Linked DNA regions of Homo sapiens: all the other regions are linked to region 2. Evidence: chromatin loops called from intact Hi-C (ENCODE). Cell type or tissue: mammary epithelial cell. All regions are shown on one strand. Links, peaks and the distances in the headings refer to the core of each region. The heading gives the core; the rest is flanking DNA.

Region 1 (7,555 bases), core at 1,716-5,715, 180 kb after region 2:
TCCCTGTCCTCTCCATCTAAAGAAACAAAGCAGGCAGTTAGAAACAGGTTTCTTTTTTGTTTCAAATGATGTCATTCAGGTCCAGCACCAGGGATCTGCTGTCTGTTCTCATTTTTTCTGTGCTGAGAAGCTCTCTTGGCTCTCTCTTGACATTGGCACAACAGAGGCTGAGAGCTGGGAGGGAGATTGAAAGGGCTGATATACCACCAGCTCTAAAAACACATGACAGCAGAAAGCCAGGCTATTACTAATGCTGATCAGCTCAGAGGCAATGCAATCAAAACCTTCAATTACACCTGGGTGATTTAATCAACTCCCTGTCAAACTCAGGCTGGAACTCCTCTGGTACTGTACAAATACAGTAATTACCATGCCAGCTTGCAATAAGATATCATTTCAGAGGATTAGAAAACACATTCTGTTGTCAATTACCAACAGCCAATTTATAGGCCCCGAAACAAACAATATTTTTTAATTGCTGCCTTTGTGTCATTATCACAAAATTACTTCTGTTATGAGGCATTAAATCATCTCAGCGATGTTGATAGTGGGGGCGGGGGGAGATTAAAAAGTTTTCACTCTGTTCTTTCCTGACAAAATGGGAATAGAAGCATAAAACTTGTATCCCGCTGTGTTGAATTTTGTAATGAAAAACAATCAAAAAACCCCAGAGATTCTCAACTACGCAAACAATCATAAACAAATCTTGAAGCTACATGAGCAGATCAGAGAGCAGGAAGTCAGGAGTCAGATTTATTTTGACTTGTACTTTTTCTGTATCCCTGGCCTCATTTTTCCATATGCCTATCTTCCAAGCCTTATTTTTTTAGAGGTATTTATTCCTTTTGAAAGTGTGTTTCAGGTCTACTGCCATACCACCCTGAAAGCACCCGATCTCGTCTGATCTCCGGAGCTAAGTAGGGTTGGTCCTGGTTAGTACTTGGATGAAAGTGTGTTTCAGTTGATCCCAAATGTGGCAACTGTCACTGGAGATGTGCAGATTTGAATTCTTTCTACTTTACCCACCCCCTCCCAAGCCCATGTATTCAGACCAAAGAATTGGGCCTTGCCGGCGCCACTCAGCTCCTTCACAATGTTCCTAGGATTCATCTTTTCCTGATGCAAAGGGAACACCGGACCCACCCCTGCTGATTCCTTCAACCTACCCCATTCTAGCCCAAATATATCTTGCTTGAGTTAGTTTAAAATGGAGGCACTTTTATTTTACCAGACAGCAGAGTGTAGGAAAAATGTTTTTAGTGTTTATTATTGCTATTACTTACTACTAATAATAGCAACACTCGACAGCACATAAAATGTCCCAAACATTGTTCTAAATGCTTTATAAATATTATATTAACCCTATAAAGTACATATGGTTATGTTCCCACTTCACAAATGAGGAGTGATGCATTGAATGGTTGAAGTTTTTGGCTGCAGTGATATAGTGGAAAGGACATTGGATATGTCTCAGGAAGAACTGGACTTGAATCTCAACACTGCCACTTAGTAGTTGTGTCACAGTCAGCCAATTATATACCCACTCTTAGCTTTATTTTCCTTATCTTCGAAAAGGAGAAAATAGTAACGATAATGTTTATTAGGAATGCCATGCATTCTTTTACATGTTCTACATTATTTAATCATCACAATGACTCTGTTGGGTAAAAACTAAACAGTTATTTTATAGATGATGAAGCTGAGGCGTAAAGAAGTAGAGTAACTTGGTCAAAGTTACACAGCAAGGAAGTGTTAGAGTTCCTAAAGTCCCTCTCTTAACCATTACCCTACACTGCCTCTTCAGTGAGCCGTTTCCCTTCTAATATCGACTATCTCTTGGTAAGTCCTCTTTGTTAACATCCAGATCTAGATCCCTAATTTCCTACTATGCATCACCACTTGGACAGTGTCCCAGCCATCTCAAAGTCCACATGTCCTAACTTGAAGCTACTATTATCTAGGCCTGCTCAGTCTTCATTACTTTCTCTTTCCTGGAATGAATACCTCCCATCTCCATCTTCCTGGTTGTCCAAGCCAAAGACTTAAACATGCTCCTTGGCCAACACCTCTCAGTTGGATAATTGCTATGGTCGACGATTGGTACCTCTGATTCTAATCATGCCACTTTCAATTACACATAGATACCTCACCAGCCACTCTCTGCTCCTGGTCTATCAGTGAATTAGAAATTATCATCGAGATAAACTCTATCATCTAAAGTCCCTGCAGACCACTTTGCTTCCTTACAAGTAATGGCTTTATCTTTTCTTCAAGTTTCTACATTCTCCTTTCTGGTTTGGTCTCACAAACCAAGGTGGTATATTTGGTTCCCCCAGGATTGTATGCTTTTCCTCATGGTCTGCTTTCCTCCCTTAAATTTAGGAGGTATTCAAAGGAGAAAAACATTTCTGTGATCCACCTTGGCATATATTCTGACTTACTTAGACACTATCCAATTAGGGGTTGAAAGTGTTAAAAAAAAAAGTAGGAAATTTCAAAGATTTGCATCAGAATGAATGAACCATAGAATTTTAAACCTGGAAAACATCATATAGCTCAGCTGGTCAAACCCACTCATCCCTTGGAAGAGGAAAAGTGACACTAAGGTTAGGCTGGGATGAACGTGATAGGTGAAGTTGGTGGGATGTCAAAGTTCCTCAAAACCACACGAACACGTACATAGCAAGGAAGCTGAGTCCTAACTCCCTGCAGCTCACAGCCCAGGGCTCTGCTTTTGAGACACATCTTCTCTCAGTAAAGGCATAGATCTCGGTGCTCTCTGCCTGACTATTGTTTCCTGGTCCTTTCCAAGTGGAGAGTTATTTCCCAAATGGTATTCCTCAAGATATCCTATGGAAACAACAAAATTTATTCCGTGGTTAGGTATCATTGTTAAATTGCCTATGACATCCCCTTCTGAGAAAGACAAATTGAACATTGGCATGTTAAAAATTGCGCAATATAGAATGATGTTAATTTTTAAAAAATACCTAATTTCTCAAACTTACGGACCATAGATTCCCCACTCTGTTTTGGGATTTAGTATTAATCAAAATCTCATGAAATTAAAATGAAAGAGACGGTGATGATTTAGTCACTAGTCACATTTCAGGTGCACAGTAGCTACATGTGGTTGGTGACCACTCAATTGGACAATACAGACTTAGATAATTAAGCCAATTAAACTAATACTTAAATGATAAAACTCATAGCACTATTTTGCTACTACTTCCATATAGTGATTTTGCCTATTCGCAGTTCCTTCAATGCCAGGCCCCAAAGAAGGAATTATCATGGAAGATAATTCAGGCACTGTGCCATGCTGGAAATATTTTGAATAGAGCCTGTGGGTGAATCGTAAAACTGTAACAGGTAGATCCCCAACAAACACATGGATCTGGGACACCCCTCCCGGGATATTTATGTTTAAAAGGAGTGTCTTATCTTCTCACCCCCAGTTCCTAGAATCTGCCCTGGTTACTGGTTGTGCAAATAGCTGGCTCCATCCGTCATGTTAATGCCATACCAAGGAGTTGGCAAGAGCAAAACGTGCTACTTCTTGCCTCAGGATGATAGAACTTAGATTTGCCACCATGGCATCTGGCCAATTCTGTGAAGGATGCCCTTGAAAGTGCTCCTCCCCACAGAGAAGGAATGAAAGAGAACAAAAATAAATAGCACTAGGTGGACTCATAAAACTTGTCAAAATCTCTCAAGCATGGCATATTTGATGATTCATGGGGTTTGCAAAGCATTACCAGATTAAAACAAGGAATGTCATGCAGAGCCGTCATTCTATGGCTTCAGAACCCTGCATGGCAACAAAATCCTAATATTGGAAGTGTTGGTTAGGGGAACGGTGTGTACCTTCCTCACCACCCACACCATTCTAAGGCAGGACAATGCTCATCAGCAGAGCAGTGATAGTTACCAGTTTTCCTTTATTCTTTATCCAGAGACAAAGACTTTACACACTTCCTCTGGAAATTTGTTGAGAAATAATTTGCTCAAATTTCTCTCCCTGAAGATTGAGCCCATTTCCTCTCATGCAGTCATCAGCGGGAAGGGAGAAGCACAGATTCATCATCCCACTTATTCTAACCCTTCACAATTTCAGAGACAGTTGTGATAAAGCAATTTTCCTAGGGCTGTCTCTTTTCTGTAATTTTAATGTTAACCCCTTTATTCACACACAGTTAAAATACACTGCATTTCCACTCTCTGCACATTCTCACTCAATATGATACCTTCGCTTTTCTGATCTGTGACCGGCCATTGCACTTAATTAACCAACGGAAAACAATAGGGCCTTTTCGTACCCAGGCGTTGGACTGAGATGATTCTTGGAGAGACAGATTAATCAGCCCATGAATTCAGCCTAATCAGCTGCTAGAGAAAGACTTAACACTCTGATGATTCCATGGCTGCCACATGGAGAGTTTATTATTAATTTACAACTGCATGCCTGACTATGAAGTCAGTGGGTGAAGCCTCTTCTGTGATTGCAACGCTTACAGCCAAACCCCTCACCCACAACCATTTTTTACAATGTTATTTTAAAAAGATTTTCTATTTTCCTTTCCTTTTAACAAATATTTATTGCATGTCTACAATATGCCAGGCACCGTAGTAGGCGCTGGAGAGAAAATAATGAACAAAACAGAGTCTCTGCCATTGATTATAGCCTACTGAAGGACATAGAGAGTAACAAAAGATCACAAATCTATTATGTGTATATACTAAGGGATTAGACCTAGTAAGGACTAACGGTAGAGGTCACGAAAAGCTTTCTCAAAGAAATACTTAGCTGAGATCTGAAGGAGAAGAAGCTAATTAAGTAAAGGGGAACGGGTTCACTGAAAAATGAAACAAACTGTGCAAAGGCCCTGTGGTGGGGAGTGGCATGGTGTGATAATACAAGATCACTGAAGTCCACATGCAGCAAGGAAAGGGAGACATTGCAAGTCCTTTGAATCCGTCTAAGGATTTTGGTCTTAAACCCATGAGTAATGTGAAGCCATTGACATTTTTTAGGCAATAGGAGGCCAATGGAATGCTTTATACTAAAATAGAAATTGACCATGCCCTTTTTCAACTCCAAACTGTTAATGACTTATTATAGCCCACATAATGAACTTTCAACTTATTACTGCCATATTAAAATCCTCTGTATTCTGTCCCCAGACTTTTTCCCTGCCTCGTATTCCCTGGTACTTTCCTACTTGCCTTCATACACAGTGGACCCTAGGTCTTAGCCATATTGTTCACTGAACTTGCCACATACCTCTGGAACTCTGTGCCTTTGCTTACATTGTATCTTCAGCCCAAGATGAATGTACTGCATGCCCTTTGAAGGCAGGAATGATGTCCTATTCACACATGTCCTTGGTGCCTAGAACACCTTGGTGCCTAGACACATAATGGAATCTTAATAAATGTTGGTAGAATGGGTGAAATAATGAATGCCTTTACTGCTTCATTCACCTGTTGATATTCTGCCCATGTTTAAAAGGCCTAACTGCACATTTACCGCTTCTGTAAAATCTTACCTTATTCTCTAAGTTGGAATAAATTGGTTCTATCTTGCTGCTACCATAGGTCATTGTTTCTATTGGTTGTATCACTATTTTAACAATTATGTCCTGTATGAAAGAACAGATGCAGGGAAACACAAGCTGCATCCCCATCTCAAGAACACTCTGCAAACATGGATACTTTGAATGAGGGTCCTCAGGTAATTAGGGAGAAAGCAATGTGGCCAGAGACTTTGAAACTGTCAGCCATGTCTTTTGATACTAGTGAGGTTCTATCTCATCTTACTAGTCTTCTTAACCTTGACCTAAATTGTGTCTGGTGAGATTAAGACATGTCAGAGTATATTTGGCAGGTTGGATGGATGACTCTGCCAACAATCTATTTGCATGAAAGACTATGAGAGAACTTAGGCCAAGGGCAAAGTCAGACTGACAAATGGACTCTAAGGCACTAGAGGCAGAGAAGAGGGATAATTCTAAGAAGAAGGTGATATTTCTCATAGGATTTATCTCCTGGGCCAGTCCTCATGGCTCCTTTCTGAGTTCCGTGGGGTGCGGGTTATGAGGGAGTGTCAGGTATTCAGATACTCAGGAAGAGCTGTTTCATGGATGCTTTGCAAGGCACAGGGATATGGAAGCTTGCCATGTGGCAGCACCAAGAGCTACAGAGGTCTGTATGCCTGAGGTCACTCCTCTCTTAATTGTCCTGATGACCAACAAAAAGAGTCTAGCTCCAGGCACGCTGAGGTTGAGGGAGCTTTTGAAGTTGGAGTACAGGCAACAAAAGATATGGGAGGGCACCTAAATCTCTCTGATTATTACCTTGGGCCTGGTAGGGGCCTTAACGTCTCCCATGACCGATGTTTTGTTATAACGTTGATGAGAAAAAAAATCAATTCCTGGTTGGCGCCACTGTCTGTGTGGAGTTTACAGGTTCCCACATTCTCCCCATGTCTGCCTGAATTTTCTCTGAGTACTCCAGTTTCCTCCTACATCCCAAAGCTGTGCACATCAGGTTCACCTGGTGTGTCTGAATCGTCTCAGTGTGAATGAGTGTGAGTGTGTATGTGAATGTGCCCTGTGATGGAATGGCATCCTGTCTGAGTTGGTTCCCGTCTTGCACCCTGAGCTGCTGGATAGGCTCCAGTCACCTGCTACTCTGAACTGGAAAAATTGGGTAAATAATTGTCTCACTTGTTCTATCAATCTTTCTTAAATGTATATATAATTCACATTTATTTCAATGTTTAATATTAGAAGTATTTTGGTCTTTACTTAGAAGTCCAGTGATGTTTTTGTGACCAAAACTATGTCATAGGAATTAACTCTTCCTTTTATCAATTAGCTTATGATACAATGGGTTTTGTTACATGTTGTCTTTCTTAAAGTTACAGTTTCCAGGAGGCTGTGAATGACATGAAGTGAGACTTACTGTATCTGAAGAGTCCCTGAAGGAGCTTCCTGCAATTTTCCTTATAAGGGTCTGTTAGCTGTAGTTACCAGGTGGTATCAGCTCAGTCCTTTCTCTTTGGCCCCAGTTCCCTTCTGTCCCCCATTGGCTGTTTGCAAAGCAGGAGGAAAAAGGCTTTCCACACTCATAGCCCGTCTTGAGAATGCCAATGTCCACATCTGGACTACTTCCTTTACACTCTCCCAAACCTCCTGATCCTCCAGGTGCTGGAGTGTTTCTGGAGTTAATTGTACCTGGGGCCTGAGGTAGTGATATGGGGGTGGGGATGGAGCATACTACTCTTTGTCACAATGTGTCACTCAGGCCCAGCAACAGCTGTGCTTGAATTCAGCTGCATGATGAAATTTCTCTTGAACAGTTAAATCAGCTGCTTTTCTGACTGCTCTCCACATGAAGTTCAAAAACCCCCAAAGTGAGCCAGAGAAAATTCCTTTTTGAGAGGGCTGCTATGCTGAGCCTGTGAATAATTACTCCTTACTTAATTTTTTTCTAGACTATTTTAACAATAGAACTACGGATTTTTCTTTATTGCTACATGGCATAAGAATCG
Region 2 (8,608 bases), core at 1,914-5,913:
CACACGTTACTCGCTTAATCCTCACAAAATTCCATTAGGTGAATGTTATCTTGACTTTGCAGTTGAAGAAACAAGTTCAATAATACCAGGAGCATGACTAAGGTTACATGGGATATAAATGGTGGAGTGGGAATTGAACTCTGTTCTCTCTTTCTATAAAATTTATGATCTTAAAATTTTATGTATGTTTTATATCTGGCGATATTCATTAACCTGTTGCTAAACATTAATGAAAACAAGGAATTCCAGAATTTCCATAATATGGCTGGGTAATTGAAATTAAGCTCAGGGTTATTAATGGTGAGGAACCTCCAGAAACAAATAAGACAATTCCTGTGCATCAGCTCTTCCCACTTTTGCCTATACTCACTCCATCAGGCCAGGCACTGCATAAGGCATGTGGGGGATCCAGTGGTAAACATTTGGATATGATTCTTACCCTGAAGGAGCTCACAATGTATTAAGGGAGAGAAGCAATAACCAAATCAACAAAGAAACAAATATGATAATTTTGGATTGTGGTCATTTGTATGAAGGAAATAAAGAGGGTGATACGGTAGAAAGGAGACATCAATAAGATTCTCTTGGGTGAGGTCTTATTTGAGCTATGAGAAGGAACCAGCCATTTGGAGAGCAAATGTCCACTGTTTAGTGAGGCTAAAAGCATACAGGATACGTGATTAACAACTGAATTCAGAGCTCTCTTATAGAGATAAGTTCCTCTCAGGAATTATGCAAAATGCAATGAGAGAAGTCATGGAGAAGAAATGATTAGATCAAGAGAAAGGCGTATTAGGCCCAAGGCCTTGTTCTTGGTGCTGTGTGATATGAATAAACATCAGCTATCACTACTTGCCCTCCAGGAGCTTAAAAATCTGCTGGGGATGTTACCCCCAAAGCATGCGACTACTTAGAGAACCAGGCATGAATGAAATAATAAAACTTACAAGAGAAATAAATAAATAAACTTACAATTAAACAACTAGGTAGTTTAATTGATGAGTTATTGGTATTGACCACGAGCGATATGAAGCATTGTAAAGACTCAAAAGAAAGCATGCCGGAGAGATAAAAACATTTTTAACTAGTCCCTGAAAGATATGTGGGTTCTGGCTAAGTCATGAAGCCAAGCCAATGGAAATGGAATGAGCAAAACTGTGAGAAACAATATAGGAGATGGTGAGGAATCCAACTTGGTGCAGGCTTTGTACAGAGGATTAGTGGGAGATAAAGCCCAGAAAGTGGGAGGGGGTAGAGTGTTCTGGGCTTCAAAGGTCATGGCAAAGAATTTGAATTGCTAGGAATTGTGAAGCCATTGCAGCTTTTTAAAAGAAAAGATACTGTTAAAGGACATTTTAGGAAGATAAAGCAGGGAGTGGGTAATAGGTACTGAAAGAAGGCATGGAAGAGGAGGAATGTGCTCTGGTAACATGCTAAGCTCTTCCCTGCCTATGGCTTTTCATCCTGCAGTTCTCCGGCTAGATCATGCTTCTCCTTGCTCTTCAAATGGCTGGTTCCTTCTCACAGCTCAAATGAGACCTCACCTAAAAGATCCTCCTTGATGCCTCCTTTCTACCATATCGCTTTCTTTATTTCCTTCATACAAATGACCACAATCCAAAATTATCATATTCATGTATTTGTTGATTTTGTTACTGTTTCTCTCCCTTAATACAATGTGAGCTCCTTCAGGACAGTAATCATATCCAACTCTTTACCGCTGGACAAACCCCTACCCCCCAACCCCACCATGTCCTAAGCAGTGCCTGGCTTGTGTTAGACAGAAAAATAAAATAAAATAACTTATGAACAAAACTGTAATCTGGACATTATTTTTGATGGCTATTATAATATTTCAAGCAGGAGGTAATAAAATATAAAATGTAATTTATTAGGAATAGACCCAGAATGGAAAAGATAATCATGTGCATTTTCAAAAAGTAGACATGAAAAGCAAAAGAAAGATTGATTCATTCTGTCATATGTCTAGTTAACTCATTGCTTTTTTTTTTCTCTCTGAATAGGACTGTATGTCTTAGTGTCTGCCAGAATTAAGAAGGCCTCACTTTTCTGAGTAAGACCTTTATAGATTTTTTAAAAATAATAAGAACAGAAATTAAAAGATACTGAAGAACATACATTCATAAAAGTGTTTTAATCTTCTTTATTCCAAACAATTCAGTGCCGAGTAGATCCAGCTATTGTATGGTTCCCTGCTGTCTACCTAAGGGTGGAACTTTTCTCCTGTCTTAAGAATCTTGGTTGAAAAGCTGCCATGGCTTTTTCTGCAACAGCGGGAGGTGGCAGGGGGTTGCACATAGAGTAGCTGAGTGTCTGAGCCTGAAGAAGCAACTATTCTTAGGGATTGAAAGTACTCCCATCACTCTCACTGATGTTCAGCACTGAAATTGTGAAGTCCACAGTGACAATCATTCTTATTCTTCTTGTACTTTATTTGAGGTATTGCCAAGATGATCTTTAGTAGGGTAAGATACTCCTAAACACATAAAATATAACAGTAGGTAATACTTTTTAAACCCTATTCATGCATCAGTTCATTTAATTCTTGCAACAATGTTATAAAGTAAATACTATTACTATCCTCATTTTATATACGAATGCAACACAGAATATTTTAAAAATTTGCACAAGTTCCCAGTTAGTAATGGCAAAGCTGGGCTTTGAAACCTACATGCAGTTGGGCTCCAGAACTGACACACTTCACCCTATCCTGCTTGTCATGGTACTTGCTACAGGCTCTCTTCCTTGATGTGCACGTGCAGTCTAATTCCAGTGATGGGTGCGCGGCCCTTAGTGCTGTTGTATGCCGGTGCCAGCTTGTGTGGGCTCACAAGAGCTAACTAAGCACAATTTTCCCCAGTTCTGCATTCAGTGATGTCATATTAGTAGCTTATATTTTGCCATGGTGGAAATATTTACACCACAGAAATCAGCAAACACTGGAAGTTAGGGCTCCCGTATTCCCGACAGAGAGCTGCGTTATCAGCACCTCACCAGCACTCTACTGTCTTAGTGTACTTTGCATAAAAAATGATGTCATCTGCTTCCCAGGAGAATAAAAAGTGTCTGTTTTCATATGATTTCAGGATTTTTTAGGCTTGTTTCCAAAGGATCACTCATAACACTTATATGGTAGTTGTGCTTACATGGTAGTTACACTCTGTCTACATTTACATTATGCAAATTTGAGTACGTGTGCCTATTAAAAGGAAAACCCAGAGACATAACAATTTCAGTAGTGTGGACAGTTCTACGAACTCTTGCAAGTGGGGAATATTTCTCTTGGAGTGAGCCTAGATTGGCAGGGCTACAAGAGCTCTGGGGCAGTGTAATGTAGGGAAAAGAATGAACTTTGGGATCCACAGGTTCAAATCCTGTTACTTACAAGCTGTTTGACTTTGGACAATACTTTAGTCCCTCTCAATTCCATATTTTATTAGGTATATTAAACAAGAAAACCTATGATGGTTCTGTTCCCCAACACCCTCAATAATTTTTTGTTACCTGCCCCTTTCAAGAATCACTTGGAGGGGCCGGACTTCACCACCTCACAGTGCTTCTCCAGAGGGAGGGAAACCTGTTTAGGCTTGGGTCCTGATATGTAGTCTTGGAAAGATGTCAATGAGGCAGTGTGAGCAGTGACATGGATCCAGAAGCGGAGGACAGACAGCAGCAGAACTGCCTTGCAACAAACACAAGCTGATGGCAAAAACAAACAACAAAACGACTAAATGATGACATACAAATATCAGTGCAAAATCACAGCAGAAATGAACAATGACAGTTGAGCCTCAGCTCCCAACACCCAGCCCGCAAAAGTGCTAAACTCTGAAAATTGTAGCAAAGGTAAACAAGTGCGCTCAAAAACTTTCAGATGAAACTAGATGCTCATTAGAAACATTGTTTTAAAAAGAGGAGGGAGTGAAAAGGAAATAAAGACTATTCTATTATTTTCTGCCTGACTCCTTTTCTGTTCTTCTCTCCACTTCTTTTCCTTTGGGGTTCTTTCTCTTGGTTCTCCTTTGCTCTGTCTCTCTGGCTTGTTCTTTACTTCCTTCTGATTGTCTCTTGTTCTTACTTCTATGTGTGACAGGAGGTAAAGAAATTCGGGTGATAGATTCTTCTGCTCTTAAATCAAGCCATGTCTGATCTTCCTGGAAGGCATCCTAGGACCAGGGGTCTGGGTGGTGAGGAGAAATCCGAAATTCTCCTTCCAAACCTCCAATATGATCCTCTCTGCCCAGCTCCAAGGCTGGCGCTTTCTTCCTCTCAATTTATTTCACAGTCCAGGATACACTTGTCCAATTGGTGCTTTGTAACTGTGAGTCGGCCTGGGTGTTGGCATGCTTGGAGCCGACAAAGAGGAGAAACAGTAGGGGGCGCTCTCTAACCAGGGCGGGAGCTGCCAGCAATGCCTTTCTAGGCAAGGCCGGACTGCGGCTGTATCTTTCTTAAATTCGAAATCAGGAGCTTCCCAGCCCATTAAAGGAATTGACATACCTCAGTTCCTGTATCACTTGCCACTTTCACTTTATTTAGCTCTTTCATGATGTTTTGAGGAGTGAAGGCTGGGAAATTTGTGTCCTAAAGACATTATGCAAGCTTATCTTGGCAAATGAAATTGAAAACTTGATTAAGAGCTCTTCATATTCTGCTCAGATGTCAGGTAAGATGCTAGTCTTTCAGACAAAAACACCTGGCATGCCCGATGAAAGTATATTTTCTTTCCTAGCACTTAGTTTTTGCATCATATTGCTAAACTTTATGGTAATACATAAACAAATAAATACAGTCCTTTCTTAGAAGTGTGAAGAAAAATCTATTTCTGCTTGAGAGGAACCTTGGGAATATTTAGAAGACTCAGTATAAGTGGGGCATGAGGTTGTTCTCAGTAGCGTGTCACTATGGTAACACATGCCCAATAGCCTGGTCCTTGGCCCAGTGAAGGGATAGCACCTGGCTTAGGGGTTGACACAGAGTATAAACTCAGGAAGTGTTGGATTGAACATCCACTTTCTCCTTATTTTATGTTCAAGGGCGTAGGATATTTTATCTTTGTTTACTTTTCCTTTACTTTTTTTTTTCCCCCGTGAAGAATGCAGTAAAAATATTCAGGGCTAAATGGAAACATTAGGGTCACCTAGGGCAGCCCTGTGACATTTTGTTTTTCAGAAGCAGCTGTTTCCCTGTCCTTTCCTATCTTCCCATTCCTCTGTGAATTCCATGATGTTCTCTTGCAATAATGGCCCTGAACTATTCCATTCCACCTGGATCCATTGCCTTTCCTCCCTCTCCTCTCCATTAGAATAACACTTTTCCATGCCTATGAGAAATTAATATGTCAGTTCTTCTGGTACTGTTATAAATTCAAAAATTTTAAAAGTTCATAGTTACATTTTTACTTGTCCAACCACTTGACCCAGTTTTAGATTTGTAAAATATGTTCACTATATTCAAGATCCCCTGGTAGTTAATCTGAAGAAATGTCCTGATCAGTGTTTGAGTAGAAGCTAATGACTAAATTTGTAATCACCCCTTTCCCTCTAATTGCACTTTAAAAAAGGGAGCGAAGAATTTCAGGCACATGGTAGCCTGATGAAGGAGGTGATTTGGGGGTGGGGAGGCCATTTAGTTCTGTCAAATCACACCCTCTATGAGGAGAGTTACATACTGCAACAAAATCTCCTGGGACCCTTCTTCTGCAGCCTGGTGCCTTCCAGTATATAGTAGGGCATATTCAAATAGGAATAATCCTGCTAAAGCAACATTCTGGAAGGGCTGTTTCTAATATTTGCTTACCCTGATCACCAGAACCTTGGTTGTGATTTTCCACTGGGCAGATCCAGTCCAGATAATTATCCATCAAGATATTTTCTTACTGGGGGATTTATATGAGGTGTTACACAAATGAAGGAGAATAATTAAACCCATAACCAAGGAATATACTAGGTTCAACTATGTACTTAACGAGCAAATACAAACACACACACATACACCACCACCACTCCTGCAAATAATATATAGTCAAGCAATTGCAGTATTTCATATCTTAAGTTATTACAGAACTGATAAAAGGTTTATCCAGGGATACCTAAAGGAAATGTCTCTGCCTGGCCCATGTATAGATCTTTACTTCCCCCCCACCTTTTCATCTAATTCTAGTATGTGATTTTATTATCTTTTATGTGACACTATTCCACATTCCCCATAGGTTTCTATTGGAATGGTTACTTCTTGAATCGGAGCACTTAAACTACTTGAGAAGTCTCAGGCTTTCTATCTGCAATTGCTTCGAGTTTACGCCTTAACATGAGTTTCTATCAGCTGTATCTCTTTAGTTCTCATTACTCTTCTTCTAAGCACAACTGCCTGGATCTGTGTCATGCTAGAACTTTTAGAGATTTTCTTTTTTTCAGTCAGCTCACAGCACTGGTCACCTAGGAATGACTTAACTCTTTCCTGTGCTTCACTTCATTTTTTTCAGCTCTCTCATTCAGTGGAGGCAGTGTGAGTAGTTATATAAATAACTCTAGCTTTTAATTGAGAAGAGAACAAATTCCAACTCAATAACTACCTAAAAGTCTTTCCATTGTGAAAATGCCGTCAACTTAGGCATCTTCCTCCATCTTTTTGGTGTGCATAGAATAACCATTTTTGTTTTTGCCTAAAACATGCAGTTTCACAGTTATGCAAACCTGGGACAAGGTCTTTTCTCATATTAGGGTGAGAATGAGGCCAAGAGAGCAAGCAGTGCAGCCTGTGTCATTGTCTATCTGCTGAATGTTGGTAGCCCTTCTTCTAAAGAGAAACCAACACAGAGAAAACAGGCAGTATTGCTAAAAAACCATCTGTGAATGGTGCGGTAGGTCACAGGAAACAGAACATCTTTTGGGGCTCCCCCACCCCCATAGAAAGAATGCAAGACTTGGGACTATTCTATAAACTTTTCAGCGCCTTAATGGGTGGTTGCTGAGGACCCTGGGAATATAATCCAGTAAGTTTTCGCACTTATCCCCTCCCCACCAAATAAACAAGTTGCACTGGTTTTCCTAAATCTCTCTCTGAAGACTTGGTTGAAATTGAAGTGGTCAGTATTATGTTGGGTCAGAGGTTAAATTCTGGACTAAATTGGGGGAACACAGAGACTTAGAAGGATTGAGGATAAGTGATAAAGTTTTTGTTAAACTGTAAAATGCATTTAGGATTTAACATTTAAGCACCATTGTTTAGAAAATGCCATGATTCAAGCTGACATGAAAATGTGTGTGTGTGTGTGTATTCATATGGCTCCTTTCCCAGCTCTTAAAGCCTCGCCATGACTCACTGCTCTTTTTCCCCCAGTAAATAATCTTCACCATGAATTGAATTAACTGGAAATGACAGATAGCAATGTTTTATTTTATTATTACTATAAATCAGTAGTAGCTAAAGGATGTTTGCTTGGTAGGTCTGGACTCTTTAGTCTTTGAGTTTCCTGAAGGTCAGAGGTTTTTAAAATTCAGAAGGGTATTAAGTGTGGGTCCTGAGGTTATCTTTCTGTTTGCGAGAGGGATAGACTAGAGATAATACTTTTTAAATACTTCTTTTTTTTTTTTTTTGACAGAGTCTCGCTCTGTCACCCAGGCTGGAGTGCAGTGGCGGGATTTTGCCTCACTGCAAACTCTGCTTCCTGAGTTCAAGCAATTCTCCTGCCTCAGCCTCCTGAGTAGCTGGGATTCTAGGTGTGTGCCACCATGGTCAGCTAATTTTGTTTTTTGTTTGTTTGTTTGTTTTGGTTTTTTTGAGACGGAGTCTCACTCTGTCACCCAAGCTGGAGTACAGTGGCGCGATCTCGGCTCACTGCAAACTCCAACTCCCGGGTTCTTGCCATTCTCCTGCCTCAGCCTCCCGAGTAGCTGGGATTACAGGCGCCCGCCACCAGGCCCAGCTAATTTTTTTGTATTTTTATTAGAGACGGGGTTTCACTGTGTTAGCCAGGATGGTCTCAAACTCCCGACCTCAGGTGAGCCACCCTCCTCGGCCTCCCAAAGTTCTGGGATTACAGGTGTGAGCCACTGCTCCTGGCCTAAAAGACTTCTTATAACCCAGGAGAATTTAAAACATAAAAAAAAGGACTTCTTATAAAAAAAATTTTTTTTTTAGTAGAGATGGCATTTTGCCATGTTGGTCAGGTTGGCCTCGAACCCTTGACATCAGGTGATCCACCTGCCTCGTGGTGGTGGACGTCTGTAATCCCAGCTACTGAGGAGGCTGAGACATGAGAATAGCTTGAACCTGGGAGGCGGAATTTGCAGTGAGCCGAGATTGTGCCATTGCACTCCAGCCTGGGCAGCAGAGCGATTCTCAAAAAAAAAAAAAAAAAGTTTCTCCTGGTTGCTTTCTGAATGAATGGCTTGAGCATTTAGGTTCTTTTTTATAGGGAAATTTTTCTTTATTGCAGTGAAAGAAGTTAAGATGCTTCAGGAACTGAGGCTGCTTTATGCAGCACTTAACACAGTAGTAAGAAAGTACTCTGGATGCATTTGTTGATTAAATGATTGAAAAGTCAGCTGCTCGACTCTTTTCTCTATTAATAAAAACAAATGTA
Region 3 (7,555 bases), core at 1,716-5,715, 190 kb after region 2:
TGTGTGATGAATATGAACATTTATGTATGCATTCCATGTGGGAACAAGACCTAGACACCGGTGGACAGCAGCATGCAGCTTAAAAGCACGTGGTATGCATCTTCCTTTTGAGGCTAATAAATAGCTTGGCCATAATCCTTCTCACTATGGAAAGAAATCTCACAGAGCCTTTTCTATCCATCTTGGTGCCAAGTAGAAAGAAGAACAATTCAGAGTTATTTTATTCAAATGGTTTGGAAAGCCAAAATAAGAATGTTTCATATTGCTTGCAGATTCAACATGTCAGTCCTTGAAAGAGTGAGCTTTCCATGAATTAATTAAAGATTGGAGTCACTTTTCAGTGAACTATCATACCTTTCCAAACATATTTGTAAAGGTTTCAAAACAATTATTATCTTAGCGGCTTTCTTTATTTAGTACTTTTCTTTGGGAAAGAACTGCTTTTATATAGGAAAATACCTTAGTAAATCACTGGGGTTGAGAGGTTGAAAGTGTGGTCCATGTGAACATAGACTAGCAGGAGACAATCAAAAGGAGAAGAAACAAAGAAAAAAGAAAGAAAGAGAGAACACACAATAAATCATCCATAGAAGTAGCTAAGATAGGAGAGGGGAAAGGGTAGGGTCTAGCAGCATGGTGGGAAGATAGTGTCCAAGTTGGAGGGTATCTAAAATACTTTCTAAAGGGCAGATATAGCTGATAAGGAAATTTCAGTTGCTTATGCTGCTTTATATTTATTTCTATGCCTTCACAAACCTTTAAAAAGGCCCATGTGAGTGGATTTGTTAAAAAATTGGAGAAAGAAGTTATGTTGAATACATGATTCAGAGTGAGGTCAGCTTAGGATTCATGAACTGAACTGAAATTGAGTGTAAATTGTTCAGCTCAAAGGTGATCATGAGTGTATAAGTCCCCTGGGGATTTGCAGAAATTGTGGAAAGGCACTGAACTTTTCACAGAGCGCAGAATGGGGGAATCAAGTCAGTCGTATCTAAATTACTCAAGTCATACCTTAAGTCATCATCTGAGTTATAAATCATTTGTGCAAAGTGAGGACCACATTGGTGTTCTCAGTTCCCTGACCCTTAATTTGCATTGCCAGACTGACTCTCAATGCTCTTCCAATAAATCTCAAGGAGGCTCTTGGAAGAGCAATTGTGATTTTTAAAAATAGTTCATCTTACAGATACTAGAAAGATGTGCCTTTGAATGAATTTCTCGGATTAAAATATATTTTCCAAGTCTCCTGAGGTTAGCAAATGGTACTCTTTCTTCCTGGCTCCTTTCAACTTTTACACAACACAAACAAATCAAGATCTGTCTTGTTCACTCCACAGATCCTTAAATGAAGATTTTGAAAAGAGTGGGGGAGGAAAGGCAGTGAAGAGGGAAGTCAAGACGGACTTATTCCTGCTTGATTTCAAGATGAAAAGACTGTTCATCCCTGAAAATTCCACGGGGAATCAGAGGGAGGGAGAGAAACAAGTCCTTGTTTGTACAGAACTGTTCACAAATGTTATATCATGGGGTCAGATTCACATACTGGGTAAACCTTGAAGAAAAAATTCCCAAGGGATTCCATAGGATGTGAAGCAGGCCAAAAACTTTGTTACTTGTCTTTTTGTCCCGTGAGACCTACACATCAACAGTTTTAAAACAGAAAAGTAGGATAGTTAGTACCTTTGAAGGGCCACTCCAGATGTCTAGGTCCAACTAAATTTGTCTACAAATTTCTATGGTTATTTATAGCTTCTTTTTTATAGCTTTAGGATCTTCAGTAAGGCTGAGACTTAAGGGAGCTGTTTCAGATCCAGGAGAAATCATAGAAATGTGTACGTGTTCCTACTAGTCTAATCCTATCCCCAAGGCCAAATAGGGTGGTGCAGTATGTGTGGCTTATTTTTCATAGCTCCAGGAAGGACAAGTGAAGATTCAGGATGAAACAGAACTAAGTCTGGCTAGGCTAGTGACAAACACTTAAATTACCTAAGTCATAGATTAACCAGTAAAAAATGATTTCTGCTCCCAGCTCATACCTACTGGGACCAGATGATAATGATGGTGATGACGATAATAATGATGATGATGTCAATATTTTTTGAGTATTTGCTATGTACCAAAAGTCTTTTGCACTACTCAAAAGACCTGACATACATTGTTTTATTAAATTCTCACAATAATCCTATATGGTAGCCTTTGCTATTCCTGTTGTAAAGATGAAGAAACAGAGGTTCAGTAAATTCAATTAACTTGTTCAAGGTGGTACAGCTAGTAGATAAGCCTGGAATGTGAATCCAAAAGGGTCTGACTTGACCATTGTCCTACAGTGCCTCTCTATTAGTAACTCAAATCAGACATCCTAGTTGAAGTGTAAAGTAAGGCTGGGGATAGAACTCTCAATAAAATGGTGACTTTACTGAGGGTGACTCTCAATAAAATGATGCATTACATAAGGGAATAGCCAGCATTTCTCCATTTCATGAAAGTTCCTTCTCACAGTGGAGCAAGGATTCTCTTCTCTCTTCCATCTTTTGCCTGTCATCAAAACTGGCTGTCAAGTAAGAATTTAATATACTCATTCAAAGTAGGCAAACTGTAATAAAAATGGTGAACTGGCTCATGACAAGATTTGGAATCTCCACAGGGAGCAAAATCTTGAGTCCAACAAATTAATCCACAGCAGCAGATTTTCAGATTTGCAGAGTTAAGTGAGTAAAAGAGACATGTTTTCAACTTGGAATATGGGGAGTAAGTGGGGATGTGGCTTTTTTCCTTCTCGAATCAACTCAGTAGGTGAACTCTTCATGCAACTGAAAAGTGCATTGTGAGTTGAAAACCTCTAAAATATATCAGTATACCCATTCTGAGCTTCCTGCAGACTGACTTAAAAAATTGCTCAACTTCTTTGCTAAGAATGCAAAGAATAATTTGGATATGCCTGAGTACTGTCCTGCCCCACAACCTCTTCAAAACAGCCTTTGAAATCTATTAGCATCAAAAAATGCCCTTCGGGGTACTAGGCCTGTTTATCTTGAAAAGTTCCTCTCAGACATCCTGGCAGGGGATGGGAAAATGGTTCAGCCACTCACAGTTCTTATGCCCTTCGAATTCTAGTATTTGTATTTGTCTGAGTCGATTCTCTTCTGGATGTCTTCCCTAACTAGGCTTAAAGACCCTTTCTCACAAACCTGCTATCTTTTTTTTTTTCCTTCTTCTAGTTTTTATAATGATTTGTTTGGTTTTAGGTCATCAGCCAGAGAAGGGATAAATGCCCTGTAAATTAAATATGCAGAGAAAGCTTTCTTTCCTCATCTCCTCAATGTCAAGAAAAATCTTCAATCTTAAAAAAAAAAGAAAGAAAGAAAAGAAAAGAGTTGCTATTTCTGTGGGATCAAAGAAAAATAATTATGATTTCGTAATGCCTTAAACAAAACTTTGGGTCCTATGTATTTGTTCAGAAATTAAAACTCAAAGATCATTGATTGCACAATGCCACTGTTTTGTAAATAGCTTTAATCCACTTTACAATTCTCCCAGTTCTAAATTTGTGCTCCTATCTTCCAAGGCCCATCATTTTCATGAGTCACCAGTCGTGAGCAGTGCAAGTTTTTCTGAGATCCAGCCAAACAACGCCTGGGCTCCTCAGTGTTTACACAGACAGCCCTGGCTAGTCTAGTAATCATTGTCTTGTTTCCTTATAGGAAAAGCTAGAAACGTACAGGGTAAACAGGGCAGCAACTAATATATACTGAGAATCTACTATGTGCTAAGCACACTGCTGTGCACTTTAAAATTCAATCTTTGTCACAGTCCTACCTGGTAAATATTATTTCTCACTTTTTTCACATGAAGAAACCAAGATTTAGAGAGATGAGGTAATTCACCTAAAGAAACAAAAGCTAAGGGTAAGGTTGAGGTCACTATTCCTATGCTTCGCTCATCCTAACCCATCACACTGCTTCCCTACACTGCGGAGCCTCAGCCAAAGATGGCTTTGGGAATAAATGAATCATTTGAAAGGTCTCTGCCTGGCCATGATCCTCATATTTCTGCAAGACCTAACCAGCTAATGATGCCCAGAGCATGTGTCAACTAAGCCCTGGCTCGGGATAACGTTTCTGGGCTTAGTTACAGTATGGAGTTCATTCTTGATTCATGAGCTGATGCTAAGCACTGTGTCCTCCAGGCTGGAGTTACCTCTGGAACCACAAGATCATTGCTCCTTCTTTCATCACTTGGACTCAGTGGTTACTAACTCCTTCTAAATGAAGCAATTAATTGAAGTCTATTAAAAGAAATTTCTAAAACCAGTGATTTCAAAATCCATTTACTGCACAAAATTTGGAGAGAGCATTTCCTTCCATTGCCTAACTGGAGCTCAAGTGGTAGAGACAAAATAATAGTAATATTAATAATAATCATAAAGAAGAAGAAAGAAATTACAATAACCAAAACCCATTGAGTGAGCTATTTTCTTTAGTCTACAACTTACAATAACCAAAAAGGAATCAGCAGCCCCAACATTCAAATCCCTAGAAGAGCGCCCTGTAAGAATCTATACAAAGCGCATGTGAGATCTTCAGCTGCTACTAGGAGTGGGGGTGAGATGATATAAAATGCTTCAATTTAAAAGACAATCGAGTTATTTCAGCCAGCACTCATACTTCGCAGGTGACAAGGGAGAGGAGCAAGAACTGATAACAGTTTAGTTCTTTCTGTGATCTAGGTATTATGCTGGGCAAGTTCATACATTTATGTTATCGTTAAATTCTCATAAAAATCATCAAAGGCAGCTATTATGATCTGCATTTTAGAGGACATGGATGATCACGAAATTTTTTTTTAAGTAACCTATTCCAGGATGAGTCCAATCACTTCAAGCTTTGTTGATATCATACATTTCTGAGTAAAAGAACCTTCCAGTCATTAACCTCATCTAGGTGTACAAGAGAAATAACTGGAGATCTATGTGATTCACATTCTGGATTGCTGAATATTCCTATGTGTCTATTGCCTCTTTTTTTCAGAGACCCTATTAAAAGGATATATTTTCAAAAAGCAAAACAGCCTCACACAACAAAATGAATAGGAGAGCGCCATGGGGGATTTTAATAAATGTGTAGAATTCAGAAGGTGGAAGGAATAATGTCAAGTGATGAAGGAGAGGGGAGAAAGACACCACCTTGAAAAGTGGGAACTTCAAGCTTGAATGTGAGCAGGTTACTGCAGCACAGGAAGTAGCTGACCTGCCTGGTAAAATCAAGAAGGGCTCTGGATTCAAAAAGGAGGTGGGAGAAAGGTAAGCTGAAGTCAAAGATGTATATATAGAAAGAGTTGGCCCTAGCCACACCTTTCTCTCACCTCTACATGCTATATAAATCCAGGTCCTTGCCCATAAGCAAAATAACTGGAGAGTTCTCTAATGGAATAGAATATACTGCTTGGGGAAGAACTAGGGTAGCCAATGTGGGTGTTAGTGACCCAGCATAAGGCCCTCCTCATTCATTCCCTGGGGCTCCCCATCATCAAGACAGGTCCTATAGCACTCAGCTTGGAGAAAACCTACCAGTGGACACACCTACAGGCATACACAGAGCTCCTGGGCAGTATGCTTATTGCTCATTTTGATGTCTGGAGAGACAACCAAAAATCACCAGACACTTGAGGAAAACCTACAATAAGAAAGAGAAATGCCAAGATAAGCACACCAGCTATTCCCTAGAGGAAAAAGAGAACTTGGGGAATAGAAGAGAACTTACAGAACATAATTAATTTAGTGTACTCAGAAGTACTGAAGAATCTGTGGCATGGATAAAACAAGAAGAGAATGTTTTATTTTTTAAAAAGTATAATTGAAGAACAAAAAGGATTGTTTTAGAAATTAAAAATACCCTGACAACATTGAATATTCAGAGTAGATGGAGTACAAAGCTGAGTTGAGGAAAGCTTCTAGAAAATAGAACAACGGGGAGTTAGGAAGAAAATATAAACAAAAAAATAAGAGGCATTAAAGATCAATCCTAGGAGATCTGACATGTTATTAACTACAATTTTAGAGATAACAGAGGGTGGGAAATGATCAAAAACAAAATAAAAAAGAATTTCCTGAAGATGATGGGAGGGTATCTTTAAATATAAAGAGGTTGCACAGTGCCCAGCATGATAAACAAAGTATTATTCACACAGTATTTTACAATTTCAGAACACCAAAGATTAAGAGAATAACTTACACCTTGTCAGAGACAGAGAGATGGAGGAAAACAGGAGCTAAGTCCTCATAGATCATAATGTGAAGCTATTAGCTAAAACTCGAAAGTCTACAACAATTGCGACAACAACATAAGCATATTATTTAGGATAACCAACAGAGGACCTAAAAACAGGGACCATTAAAAATTAGTTGTCTCTGAGGAGCAGGACTTAGGGACGTGAGTGGGCCGTATGGTGGGATTGTGAATTTTTATCGTCAGTGTGCAAGCATTACTTCGGATAAATATCTATGTCTATATCATCTATAGCTATATCCACACATATAAAATAAATAAAAAATATGTACATCAATACATATTAGAGTCAATACATAATATAACCTATATATTACATGAAATACCATATGTAGTTATTATATATATTACATATTATCTGTGTATGTGTCTTTAAAAGTAGTATTTGCAGGTTGTATGTTTATTACCCACTGAGAATAAACCCATCAAGCAATGTCTCTTACGTCAAACACTTAAACAAGGTTTAGTCTTGCCAATACCTATTGCACTACACACATAATTATTGATGAATTTAATACAGAGTTATAAAATTATATCCTAAAAAGGTCTTCCAGTGGGTGAGAAAATAAGCCTCCTACCAATACAACTTTCAAATAGTCAGTGGCTCCTAGCAGTTTAGGAGGCTGAGGCAGGTTAATTGCTTGAGCTCAGGAGTTCAGGACTAGCCTGGGCAACACTGTGAAACCCCATCTCTACTAATATACAAAAAATTAGCCGGGTGTGGCGGTGTGCACCTGTAGTCCCAGCTACTCAGGAGGTTGAGGCACATGAATTGCTTGAACCCAGGAGGCGGAGGTTGCAGTGAGCTGAGATCATACCACTGCACTCCCGCCTGGGTGACAGAGCGAGACTCCGTTTCCAAATATATATATATATATATACACATGATAGTAATGGCTTAGGCTGAGCTAATAGACTGTAAAAATAGTTGGTTGAAAAGTGAGAACATCAAGCTGAAAACGCTTGTGATTTTCTGATCTTAACTGGAATGTTTTTTAAAACCTTAATTTCAGCAAACCTGTTTGTGTATATAGGGAGTGAGCCATAGGCACTGTGGAACATTTGACTCTTCCTGCTGCTAAACATGCTGGGAGAAAGAAGCTTCTGGAAGGTGGTTGAATTATTTTAAGCCATGACAAATTCCTTTACAAGAGGAAGGAGAAATAGTTTTCTAGTTGGTCCCTTTGCAGCTTAAAGGATCGGTCTTACGTGGGAGATGCCACCAGGTAACGGATCAGAGTCCTTGCTTCATGGTAGAGACTGGAAAATTC

Evidence for each region. Peaks named below come from ENCODE experiments on the same cell type or tissue, not always from the same donor. Only the 100,000 strongest peaks of a DNase experiment are listed, where the experiment ranks them.
Region 1: it touches region 2 in a loop (7-fold over the local background); 16 of 110 quality-filtered maps call a loop at or near these places.
Region 3: it touches region 2 in a loop (4-fold over the local background); 18 of 110 quality-filtered maps call a loop at or near these places.

Annotation. Positions count from the first base shown.
Region 1 is chr11:95,517,442-95,524,996 of GRCh38, reverse strand. No RefSeq gene overlaps it. Among named protein-coding and RNA genes, the nearest start is that of FAM76B, 270 kb to the left of the region's middle. In mammary epithelial cell, for the core only: no CTCF peak of the experiment used is centred there; DNase peaks (open chromatin) are centred at 1,916 and 3,626; H3K27ac peaks cover 2,006 bases.
Region 2 is chr11:95,701,512-95,710,119 of GRCh38, reverse strand. No RefSeq gene overlaps it. Among named protein-coding and RNA genes, the nearest start is that of FAM76B, 84 kb to the left of the region's middle. In mammary epithelial cell, for the core only: a CTCF peak has its summit at 4,398 (motif pointing right); a DNase peak (open chromatin) is centred at 4,399.
Region 3 is chr11:95,508,898-95,516,452 of GRCh38, reverse strand. LOC105369440 (a long non-coding RNA gene) reads left to right here. Exons shown (of 3, transcript XR_001748336.2): 2 at 1-92; 3 at 1,338-2,257. Among named protein-coding and RNA genes, the nearest start is that of FAM76B, 280 kb to the left of the region's middle. In mammary epithelial cell, for the core only: no CTCF peak of the experiment used is centred there; DNase peaks (open chromatin) are centred at 1,872, 3,612 and 4,092; H3K27ac peaks cover 2,187 bases.